Regions from separate parts of the Homo sapiens genome. Here all the other regions are linked to region 2. Evidence: chromatin contacts called from ENCODE Hi-C or POLR2A ChIA-PET data. All regions are on one chromosome and are shown on one strand. The core of a region is the stretch at or near the end of the contact, and the rest is flanking DNA. Distances in the headings are between cores, read along the strand shown.

What was found. Hi-C counts contacts between places; a loop is a spot of excess contacts on that map. ChIA-PET counts read pairs that join two places held with the same protein, here RNA polymerase II (POLR2A). Pooled maps may share reads with other maps.
Region 1: a loop to region 2 is called in a map of Caco-2, with 12 times the contacts of the local background. The contact joins two enhancer-like sites. A Hi-C loop is called at or near these places in 1 of 168 maps with a recorded cell type or tissue (Caco-2) and 4 of 50 pooled maps. POLR2A ChIA-PET finds 5 or more read pairs at or near these places in 3 of 52 experiments (AG04449, endothelial cell of umbilical vein and naive thymus-derived CD8-positive, alpha-beta T cell).
Region 3: a loop to region 2 is called in a map of MCF 10A, with 14 times the contacts of the local background. The contact joins two enhancer-like sites. A Hi-C loop is called at or near these places in 3 of 168 maps with a recorded cell type or tissue (Caco-2, HCT116 and MCF 10A), 1 of 37 single-sample maps with no recorded cell type and 11 of 50 pooled maps. POLR2A ChIA-PET finds 5 or more read pairs at or near these places in 4 of 52 experiments (H1, HEK293T, T-cell and 1 more).

The regions. Positions count from the first base shown.
Region 1 is chr20:38,857,348-38,860,516 of GRCh38, forward strand. The region is part of intron 2 of PPP1R16B (protein phosphatase 1 regulatory subunit 16B); the gene reads left to right. Among named protein-coding and RNA genes, the nearest start is that of PPP1R16B, 53 kb to the left of the region's middle. RefSeq lists enhancers at 1,719-2,013, 2,102-2,241, 3,118-3,169. Within about 2 kb of position 1,909, at least 6 of the 41 ENCODE cell types and tissues checked have a DNase peak (open chromatin) inside an H3K27ac peak, as active enhancers do.
Region 2 is chr20:39,048,313-39,051,918 of GRCh38, forward strand. No RefSeq gene overlaps it. Among named protein-coding and RNA genes, the nearest start is that of DHX35, 88 kb to the left of the region's middle. Within about 2 kb of position 1,504, at least 16 of the 41 ENCODE cell types and tissues checked have a DNase peak (open chromatin) inside an H3K27ac peak, as active enhancers do.
Region 3 is chr20:38,890,481-38,893,944 of GRCh38, forward strand. All of the region lies in intron 3 of PPP1R16B (protein phosphatase 1 regulatory subunit 16B), which reads left to right. Among named protein-coding and RNA genes, the nearest start is that of FAM83D, 34 kb to the right of the region's middle. RefSeq lists a silencer at 2,122-2,322 and an enhancer at 2,686-3,464. Within about 2 kb of position 1,656, at least 3 of the 41 ENCODE cell types and tissues checked have a DNase peak (open chromatin) inside an H3K27ac peak, as active enhancers do.

The sequences.
Region 1 (3,169 bases), core at 659-3,158, 190 kb before region 2:
ATAATTTTTTAATTAAAAAAATTATGTTTGGATCCTGAAGAGCCTAACTGTATTCCTTATTTAATGAAAGCAATGCAATCGCATTGTCACTGGTGACATGGTCCCTCATTTAATAAGCTGCTGGCTCCAAGATAAGCCATCCATTCCAGGAGGTTCTTGATTGGTAAAATTGTTTTGCACTAAAAGGAGCTTAAGGTTAAGCACTAATTAATGGAAGGGGGTTGGATTTTATATAGATAGATCGGTAGGTAGGTTTGGGGACATGTCAAATACACCATCTTTGTCTCTGCAGCTGAAAATATATATTTAAAGCCCACACAACTCCGTAGATTTCTTAAAGCTCCATTTTTGGCAAGTATATTCCAGTCTTGGTGTGCTCTGGTTAATAAGCAGCTTCTGACTCAGGGCACTCAGTGACTGATGGTTGCATTGACCCAAGTATCTCTCAGGACGCAACTGATGTGGTCAAAATCCCCCAGGTGGTTTGAGCCCACCAGTCTTTCTCGGTGGACATGGCTTGAGAACTTCAGTTGGGCACTAGGACACTATCTTATCTGAGGCGGCCAGAAAAAAAATTATAGACTGGGTGGCGTAAACGATAGAAACGTATTTCCTTACAGTTCTGGAAGCCAGAAATCCAAGATCAAGGTGCCAGAATGGCTGGTTTCTCGTGAGGGCTCTCTTCCTGGCTTTCCACCTCCTCACTGTTTCCTCACCTGGTGGTGGTTTGGGGGAAAGGAGACTCTCTGGTGTCTCTTTTAAGGACACTAATCCCATCATGGGGGCCCCATCATCATGACCTCATCTAAAACTATCTCCCAAAAGTCCCATCTCCAAATTCCATCGCACTGGGGATAGGGCTTCGATGTATGAATTTGCGGGGAACACAGTGTAGTCTATAGCAGGCACTTTCTGTGGCTGGGCAAGACAGCTGTCTTCTCTGATGTCCCTGGGGTTCTCTGTGGTGCTGGAGAAACTGATGGGGGAATTCTCTGGAATTTGTGTCCTGGGTGGACACAAAGGCCTCAAAAGCTCGAAGCCCATTCCCGTGGCCTGGCTGCATTGAAGGAAACTTTACTGCTGATTGGAAGAGCTATGGGGTCTTCAGACCCTGCCAGAACACAGGGCATATCATTTTGTAGGGGAGAGCCCTAGTCTTGGAAAACTTCCTGGTGGAAAGCAAAGGAAAGGAGGCAGAGGAAAGGACCAAACCTGATTTATTGGGTAAATATTAATAAATGAATGTACCTAGTGGCTGCCATGCTCTTCTGGCAATGAGATTGGAGGAAGGGGATATGATTCAGACCCATAAAACTCTGGAGAGGGCAGTGGGCTTGTTTACCAAATCCCTGATGCTACCCAGAGAGGTGCCCAGGAACTTGAAGCAAGTAGGGATGTAGAAGGAACCTGTATTATTAGGGAGGTGTCCTGGTTCTCTATTGTCACATAGAAAAGCTATTCTAAAATTTAGCTGCTTAAATTATCTCACATGGGTCAGGGGTTCAGATGGAGCCCAGAGGGGAAAATTTGTCTCTGCTCCACAACGTCCAGAGCCTGAGCTAGGATGACTGAAACAGTCATCCTGTAGTCCCAGGGCCTCCCCATGTAGCCTCTCTACGATGGTGGCCTTGGCAGAGTCAGACTTCTTGGATGATGTCTCAGAGCTCCAAGAGCAAATGTCCCAGGATCCAGGAAGCCGCCAGTTTCTTGAGACCTTGGAACAGCTACCAAGCCGACCCCGACTTCAGTGGAAGGGACCAAGACCCCACCTTCTGATGGCAGGAGTTTGATGGTCTCCACTGGGGCTGTCTTTAAACTGCCATGGGAGGCTACCTGCTGCGGCATTTTGAAGTTTATCTCTTGCTCATGTGACAGCCCAGCACGGGTATTCATGCTTACTTCAGCCTGTGGGTGGGGAACGGGGAGTGACTGCTAGTGCGGGTTCCTTTTTTTTTTGGCGGGGTGGGGGAGGGTGTGTGAAATGTTCTGAAATCGATTGTGGTGGTGGTTGCAACTCTGTGCAACCATCAAAGAGGGCAGCTCTCTTCAACACAATGACCCCATGCCTAGGCTTCTTCCATCCTATGGCTCTGCCCGCTAGATCAGAGCTGTCCAATAGAAAAAGAATTCAAGCCACATATGTAACTGTATTTATTTATTTAGAGCCAGGTTCTTGCTCTGTTGCCCAGACTGGGGTGCAGTGGCAAAATCATGGCTCATTGCAGCCTCAGACTCCTGGCCTCAAGCTGTCTTCCCACCTCAACCTCCCAAGTAGCTAGGACTACAGGCACATGCCACCACACCTGGCTGATTTTTAAATTTTTTGTAGAGACAGGGTCTTGATATGTTGCCCAGGCTGGTTTGAACTCCTGGCCTCAAGCAGTCCTACCACCTCAGCCTCCCAAGGTGTTGGGGTTATAGGCATGAGCCACTGTGCCTGGCTAGTAATTCTTAAATGCACTAGTAGCTACATTTTTAAAAGGTAAAAAAATAAACAGTTGAAATTAATTTTAATAATATATTTTATTTAATCCAATATATCCAAAATGTCATTTCAGCATGCAATCAATATAAAACTTATTAATGAGAGATTTTACATTCTGTTTTTTTCATATCTTTTACATTTATTTATTTATTTATTTGGAGATGGAGTTTCACCCTTGTCACCCAGGCTGGAGTGCAATGATGCAATCTAGGCTCACTGCAACCTCCACCTTCCGAGTTCAAGTGACTCTCCTGCCTCAGTCTCCCAAGTAGCTGTGATTACAGTGCCACCATGCCCAGCTAATTTTGTATTTTTAGTAGACATGGGGTTTCACCGTGTTGGTCAGGCTGGTCTCAAACTTCTGACCTCAGGTGATCCTCCCGCCTTGGCCTCCCATAGTGCTGGGATTAAAGGCATGCGCCACCATGCCCGGCTAATTTTGTATTTTTAGTAGAGACAGGGTTTCACCATGTTGGTCAGGCTGGTCTCAAACTTCTGACCTCAGGTGATCCTCCCGCCTCAGCCTCCCAAAGTGCTGGGATTACAGGTGTGAGCCACTGTGCCTGGCCTTTTTGTATGTTTTTGAAATCTGAAATTGATGCACCATATGTTGATTCAGATTAGCCATATTTCAAGTGTCATGGCCACACATGGCTCGTAGTCACCACATGGGGCGGTATAGCC
Region 2 (3,606 bases), core at 254-2,753:
TTCTGGTCCCTTGCTTCTGACAACCTGATAGAGCAGATATGGAAGGGCAGAGGCACTATAAGAACTCTTCTCCCAGTTCCTTGATTCCCCCCCATTATTCCTTGTGTGTCCCCCACTTCCCCTCCCTTCCCTGTGTCTGGATTTAAGAAATGACAGTTGAGGCAAATCATGTTGCTTTTTCGGCCATCTCCTGCAGTGTCCCCTTTCCATGGCCTCATCCTGTCATGGCCCTGAGCTGTTGCAACTGGTTCAGGGAGGTCTCTCTTGGCCATCTTTCATCCAGTGGGGATGGAGAGACCAGTGCCATTTCTGGAGGGAGCACCTGAGTTTGGAGGTGAAACATAGGTGATACCTTATCCAGGTGACACCTTCCCTAGGCCACAAAACCATAGTTTCTAGATGGAGCTGGGCATGGTGGCTCATGCCTATAATCCTAGCACTTTGGAAGGCTGAGGCTAGAGGATGGCTTGAGGCCAGGAGTTTGAGACCAGCCTGGGCAACATAGGCCCTGTCTATACAAAAAAATAACAATTTAAAAAATTAGCCGAGTGTGGTATGTGTGCCTCCAGCCCTAGCTACTCATGAGGTTGAGGCGGAAAAGTCACTTGAGCCCAGGAGTTTGAGGCTGCAGTGAGCTGTGATCAGTTGTACCACTGCATGTCAGCCTGGTCAACACAGCGAGACCTTGTCTAAAAAAAAAAAAAATAAAAATAGATGGACTGGTGCCGTGCCTTTTTTTTTCCCCCCACAGATTCTTTGACATGCCTCCCATGCAGAGGTGGGGTCTATGTCCCTCTCATGAATCTGGCCAAGTTGGTAGTGGTTTTGACCCAGGGTTGTGTGAAGTGATGTGGTGTGACTTCTGAGGCTGGGTCACGAAAGGCCATGCAGCTCCTGCCTGGCTTGCTGGGACACTGCCACCCGAGCAAGCCAGCTACCTGATAACCAGGATGCTGGAGAGGCTACTCATGGGCTGTGGTTCATGATGCCATCTGAGAAGTGGGTCCTCTGGCCCAGCTCTTCCAGGGCCCAGCCTTCTGGGTCACTGTCAGCTGAGGCCCAGACATGCAGGAGTACAGACAAGCTGTCCCTCCTGTGCCCTGTCCCAATTCCTGACCTGGCTTCTGGAGCTTGGTTTGGAGATGGAGCCCACCTTGACAATGCTGTTTCCCTGGGAGAATGGGCCCCCTCTTGGCTGGCTTGCAGGAGCTCTGGGAGTCTCCTTCCCCTGTGACTCCTAGGGGCTTGGTGGCTCTGAGCTGGGCAGCTCCACATTCTCTCAATTTCATTCTGTCTGATCCATGTTAGTTTTATTTACTTTTTATGTATTTTTTATTTTTCTGACATAGAATCTCGATCTGTTGCCCAGGCTGGAGTGCAGTGGGGATCATGGCTCACTGTAACCTTCAACTCCTGGGCCCAAGGGATCGTCCAGCCTCTGCCTCCCAGAATCCATGTTCGTTTTAATATGAAAGCAACGTTTTATGCGACAACCAGGAGCTCTGAAGGGTTTTCACGTGGATGAGCCACACGCCGGGATTTGGAATTGCGGGAAGTGCCCAGCGAGTAGGGTAGGAGGAATGTTGGGGGTGGGACTGGACTAGAAGGGAGGCTGGGACGTCGTCGAGAACGAGATTGCAGGGACGCTGCGGTGGGAGAAGTCGAATTCCCACCCTGTTCGTCCTCCGCAAAGAGTGACTGAGGCTCAAAAAGCCACAGCCTTGCCCAAAACGGATGCAGCGGGCGCAGGCACGGTCCACACCCCGAAGCTTGCCGATGCCCTCGGCGGCAGCCCGTCCTGCAGAGCCGCGTTCCCTGCGCCCAAAGCAAGGTCGGACCCCCACCGGGATTCCCGGAACCGGGTGTCCCGCGCGTCCCCAGCGCAGGCAGAGACGGCGAGACTTCCGGGTCGGCGTTGCACACGGCGGCCGGCAGGCGGCGCTGGAGCCCCGCGTTTGGGCAGCCAGGACGCCCTTGCGCTGCTTCGGGTCCTGCGAGCGCCCAGGGAGGGGGTGAGTGCGGGGAGGGGTCAGACCCGTGTCTTGCCCGGTGCGAGCTCACCGCCTGCCCACCGGGCACGTCCACAGCAGCTCAGTCCCGGTCTGAGCGCATCGGAGTGAAAACAGCCCCCGCACCTCTCGTGACGGTGTCCCCTTCTCTGTCCACGTTGCAAGAAGCTATACTGTACTCACCAAGTCTTTAAATCTTGACCACTTCACCAAGGAAGGTATGAACCTCTCCATTTTACAGGCCCAGTTCAAAAAGCAACGACAAAAATCAACACCAGCAAACCTTTATGGAGTTCTAATTATTGACCTGGCCTGCCAGGGTCCTTCAGAGTGGAGTTGGGGTGGGTGCGGGAGAGGGGTCAAAAGCCAGCCCTCAGGAGGGGGCCACCCGCGCAGCCCTCTCTCCACCATCAGGGCTCTTGCAGACCCAAGGGCCTGCCAGGAGAAGCAGATGGGCCATGGTAAATCTGAGGGGCCATTGGGATGCCCAGACTGTCCCAGGTCACCCCATTTCTGCATTTTTGTTCATTTTGTTCAGGTGGCCCTGAATGTTGTGCCCTCCTCTTGGGAACTGTAAGTAATACAATCTTCCTTTCAGGCAGTTGACTCTGTGTCTGTCATCTTCCCATACCTGATTACAACAAAATCATCCCATGTACATTTTTAAACAACTGTCTAAGATTGTCGCAGGGCTCAAATGACTTAACTTTAAGTGCTTACAATGATGCCTGACACATGGTAAGGCTAATCGAGGAGTAGCTATTGTTACATCTCTTTCTCCAGCCTCTTCCTTCTTTGCACCAACTGCCTCCCTCTGAGCAATTTTGAGGGAGGTTTATCTCGAGGTGCAGCCAATCCCAGCTGCTAGGGCCAAGATCAGCCACGTGCTCCTTTCCCTTGGCCATGGCTTTGGACACTCCAAGCTGGCAGTGAGTGCCAGGTGAGGGGGCTGCTAGGAGCCGGCAGGGGGGATCTCACCTTTGTGCCACTTATGTCCCTAATCAGGGGCAACCTCCCCAAATCTGCACCCCCAAATCCCCTCCCCAGCTTGACTGGAGAAATCACTCTAACTCCCAATGATAGCAACTCCAAATCATAGCAATAATAATTTACTGAGTGCTTACAGTGAGCCAGACACAGTGCTAGCATCTTGTACCAGCAGTTCTCAAACTTTTTGGCTTCAGGAACCCTTTACACCCTAAGAATGATCAAGGCCCTCAAAGCTCTTGTTCATGTGGGTTGTATCTATCACTAATTACCATTTTAGGAGTCAAAACAAATTTTAATAATATTTATTTATAATTTATTTAAAATAGCAATAATAAACACTACATGTGAGCATAAATAATATATTCCTATGACAAATAACTATATTTCACAACACACAAAATTTAAAGAGAAGGAAGTGTGGCTTTGTTTTATATTTTTGCAGATCTCTATAATGTCAGCCTTAATAGAAGACAGTTTGATTTTTATATCTGCATCTGCAAGTTTTTGAGATACCACATGTCATGTAGCCCCTGTAATATTCCACTGGGAGTTTTAAAAAGCTTTCACTGAGAGCAAAAAACCCCCACAAATAACATGTTTGTATTAT
Region 3 (3,464 bases), core at 406-2,905, 160 kb before region 2:
TGCTTTCACCCATTAGCTGCTGTCCACAGCAAGAGCCTGGGAGCTGTGCTGTGATAGACATACCCTTTGTCTTCTGAAGGCCCTCTTCCTTCGTAATTAGTCATTTTAGCCATTGATGTCATCACTTGATGTTGACTTCTCCCCTACTCAGACGCTGAGCTGCCTGAGGGCACAGCACATACCTCTTGCTTATGAGTGTGTCCTAGCATCTTTCCCCATGCTGGCATACAGTAGGTGCTCAATATGTGCATGTTGAATTAATGCATGAACACACCAAAGCCTCCCTGTGCCCGAGTTTCTAAGCAGATGGACTTGAGTGAGAGGCCAGGCAACCAGAACCCTGGGCTGGTGAGGGCCTCTCCACCTCGGTACAAGGGCAGGGGTGGGATGCACAGAGAATGGCCACGCCCTGCCCGTAAGCCCCAGGGGCAGGTCCCTGTGTGTCCTCTTGGCTTCTCTCTCACAGGGCCTCAGGCATCTCTCAGGCAGCTGCCTCAGTACCCCCACTCCATCTGCCATTGGAAACTCCCAGACTCCCAGCTCCATGAACCCTAGAGGGCCTGGGACTCCACTAGGGAGCAGAGAGCGGGTGGCTGCTATAGCTTGCCCTGAAATGGAGACCCAAATGCCAATTCCCAAGGCTGGGCTGCACCCACCAGCCATGGGCATGAGGATCAAATGTGTGGGCTACCTCCTACTGCGTGCCAGAAAGGTGAGGATGTCAGGACTGACAGTCAGGCTTGTGGCCCGGAGCTGTCACCCACTAGCTATGTGACTGTGGGGAAGTTACTTAAGCTCTCTGTGCCTCAGTTTCCTCATCTCTAAAAGAGGAATAACAAGTACCCATCTCATTGGGTGGTTGTGAGGATTAAATGAACACATGTAAAACTTTAAGCAGCACTCGATACTGGATAAATATTATTATTATTTATTAAAAGTTATTAAAATGTATCATGTGACCACTTCCCTGCAAATTACTTCAGTTATATATTTCATTTTTATCCTTACAACAAACTTCAGAAATATTATCATCCCCAGGCCAGGCGTGGTGGCTCACGCCTGTAATCCCGGCTCTTTGGGAGGCCAAGGCAGGTGGATCACCTGAAGTCAGGAGTTCAAGACCAGCCTGGCCAACATGGCAAAACCCTGTCTTTACTAAAAATACAAAAATTAGCTGGAATTTGGTGGTGAGTGTCTCTAATCCCAGCTACTAGGGAGGCTGAGGTAGGGAGATTTGCTTGAACCCGGGAGACAGAGGTTGTAGTGAGCTGAGATCATGCCACTACCCTCCAGCCTGGGTGACAGAGTGAGACTCTGTCTCAAAAAAAAAAAAAAGAAATATTATCATCCCTGTTTTATGGCTCAGGAAACTGAGGCAGCCTATTCAATAGAACTTTCTACAATGATGGAAATGTTCTGTGTTTCTGCAGTGCACAGTACAATAGCCACCAGCCACACGCGGATCCACAGCACTCGAAATGTGGCTGATGTGACTGAGGAAATGGATTTTGAAGTTTATTTAATTTTACTGGATTTAAAGAAACAGTGGCTGTCTTATTATACCGTGCAACTTGGGGAGGTGAAATCTCTTTGTCCAAGGTCAAGCAGTGATTGAGTGTTTAAGTCAGGATTTGAAACAAGGCAGTCTTAACTGCTCTGTGGGCACCACAGCTGCAATTCTCTGAGCCCCAGGTCCCCTGTTGAGTTGCCATCCCTGCTTGCAATGAACTCTCAAGTGGCACCCTTTTTTTAGCTTGGGGTTCCCGCCACCTCACATAGTGCCTCAACTTCTTCCTTGTTGGTCACATTGCTTTCTCAGGACCAGTTTCTCCTGTGGGTTCCTGGGCCCCTGGGGATGCGTGGTCAGGGAGGCGGGAACTCGCCAGGCTCCGAGTTTAGCTGCATGAAGCTCCTGGCTGACCAGCTGAAACCCGCACCTCACCCCAACCACCACACGTGCCTTGGGCCCCATGTTGGGGCCTTTCAGGGAGACATCCACCCTCATTAGCCTGTGAGCTTCCATTTATTTTTTCAACAAATACCTATTGTGTACCCACTCCATGCCAGCTGTCTTCTGGGAACAGGGCCCCAGAAGTAAGTTAGGCAGAGTCCCTGCTCTCAGAGTTCAGAGTGTGCTGTGGCCACAGGCACATAAATAATAATAGAGGTAATGCAGTGTGGTCAGCCCTTGCACGGAGATAGGCAGGGGCTCAGTGGCAGCTTAAAACTGGGAACCGATGACTCGACTCAAAGGGGAACTGAGAAAGACTTCTAAGAGGAAGGGATATCTGAGCTGGGTCTTGAAGGATGAGTAGGAGCTTGCTAGCTAGAAAAGAATAAGGCAGAACATTCAAAGCCGAGGGAATAGCATGTGCAAAGCCTTGAGAAAGGGGCTCAGCATTTCAAGTTTGGAGTCTGGAGGGTTCCATGTGGCACAGTTAGAGAGCAGGGAGCCTCAGGGAGAGGTGCAGGTGGTGAGACTGAGAGGGTTGAGAACAGGGCCTTTGGAGTCAGACTGCTTGGATTTCAATTCATCTTACTCCATGTGACCTTGTACCACCAGGCTTCCTTGAGCCAGTTTCCCCATCTATAAAAGGGGCCATTTCCCCGTCTGTAAAAAGAGCAATCCTCATAGGCTTGTTTTGAAGATTAAATGAGGCAATGCATGGCCAAAGCTTAGCAAGCTGCTTGACTCTTGTAAGTCCTCAGAAAGCATTAGACATTGTTATTGACAATGTGATGTGACATGCTATTACTGTTGCTGCCGGGGCTGTTGCTATTGTTATCACTGCTATTGTCACTGTAGCTCCAGTGCAACAAAGGAGATGGGGGCACATTAAGAAGAGCTTCCCATGCCTGGCAAAGGAGTGTGGATTTTCTTCTCTTGGCAACAGGGAGCCCTCAGAGGTTTGTAAACGGAGAGCAACATGATTAGATTAATGAAGAAGCTCTCTCTGGTCGAGGGTGTTAGGAAGGGGAATGACGGGGAGGTAGGGAAAGATGATGAAACTTCATCCAGGGCAGAGGGTGGGGACAGCGATTTAGGAGATGTGCAATTCATACCTGGTGATAGATTGAAGCTGGGAAGGGAGGAAGTGGGAGGAGGCGGGAGGAGGCGGGAGGAGGCGGCTGACTGCCAGGTGCCATTTCCCACCTCGGCCGCAGCAGAGGAGGAGGCCCGCCCACTCCACCAGCTACCACCCACTCCATGTGCGCCCCTGCACCCAGCCCCCAACGCAGCCCTTATTCAGGCCGGGTCTCCCAGGTGTAGACTGGTCCAGCCCCTGGACATCTATCTCACAAGACTCTGCCATCTGGGCACACAGTCCCCTCGCCCTTCAACCAGAGGCTTCCACTCCACCCCCTATGTTTCCTGCGGTCTCTAGGGGTTGGATTTCTGGCCCTCTTGCCCCTGACCCCAGGGGCTCCTCAGCGGCATCTCCCAGTGAAGGCCTGGAGATGCT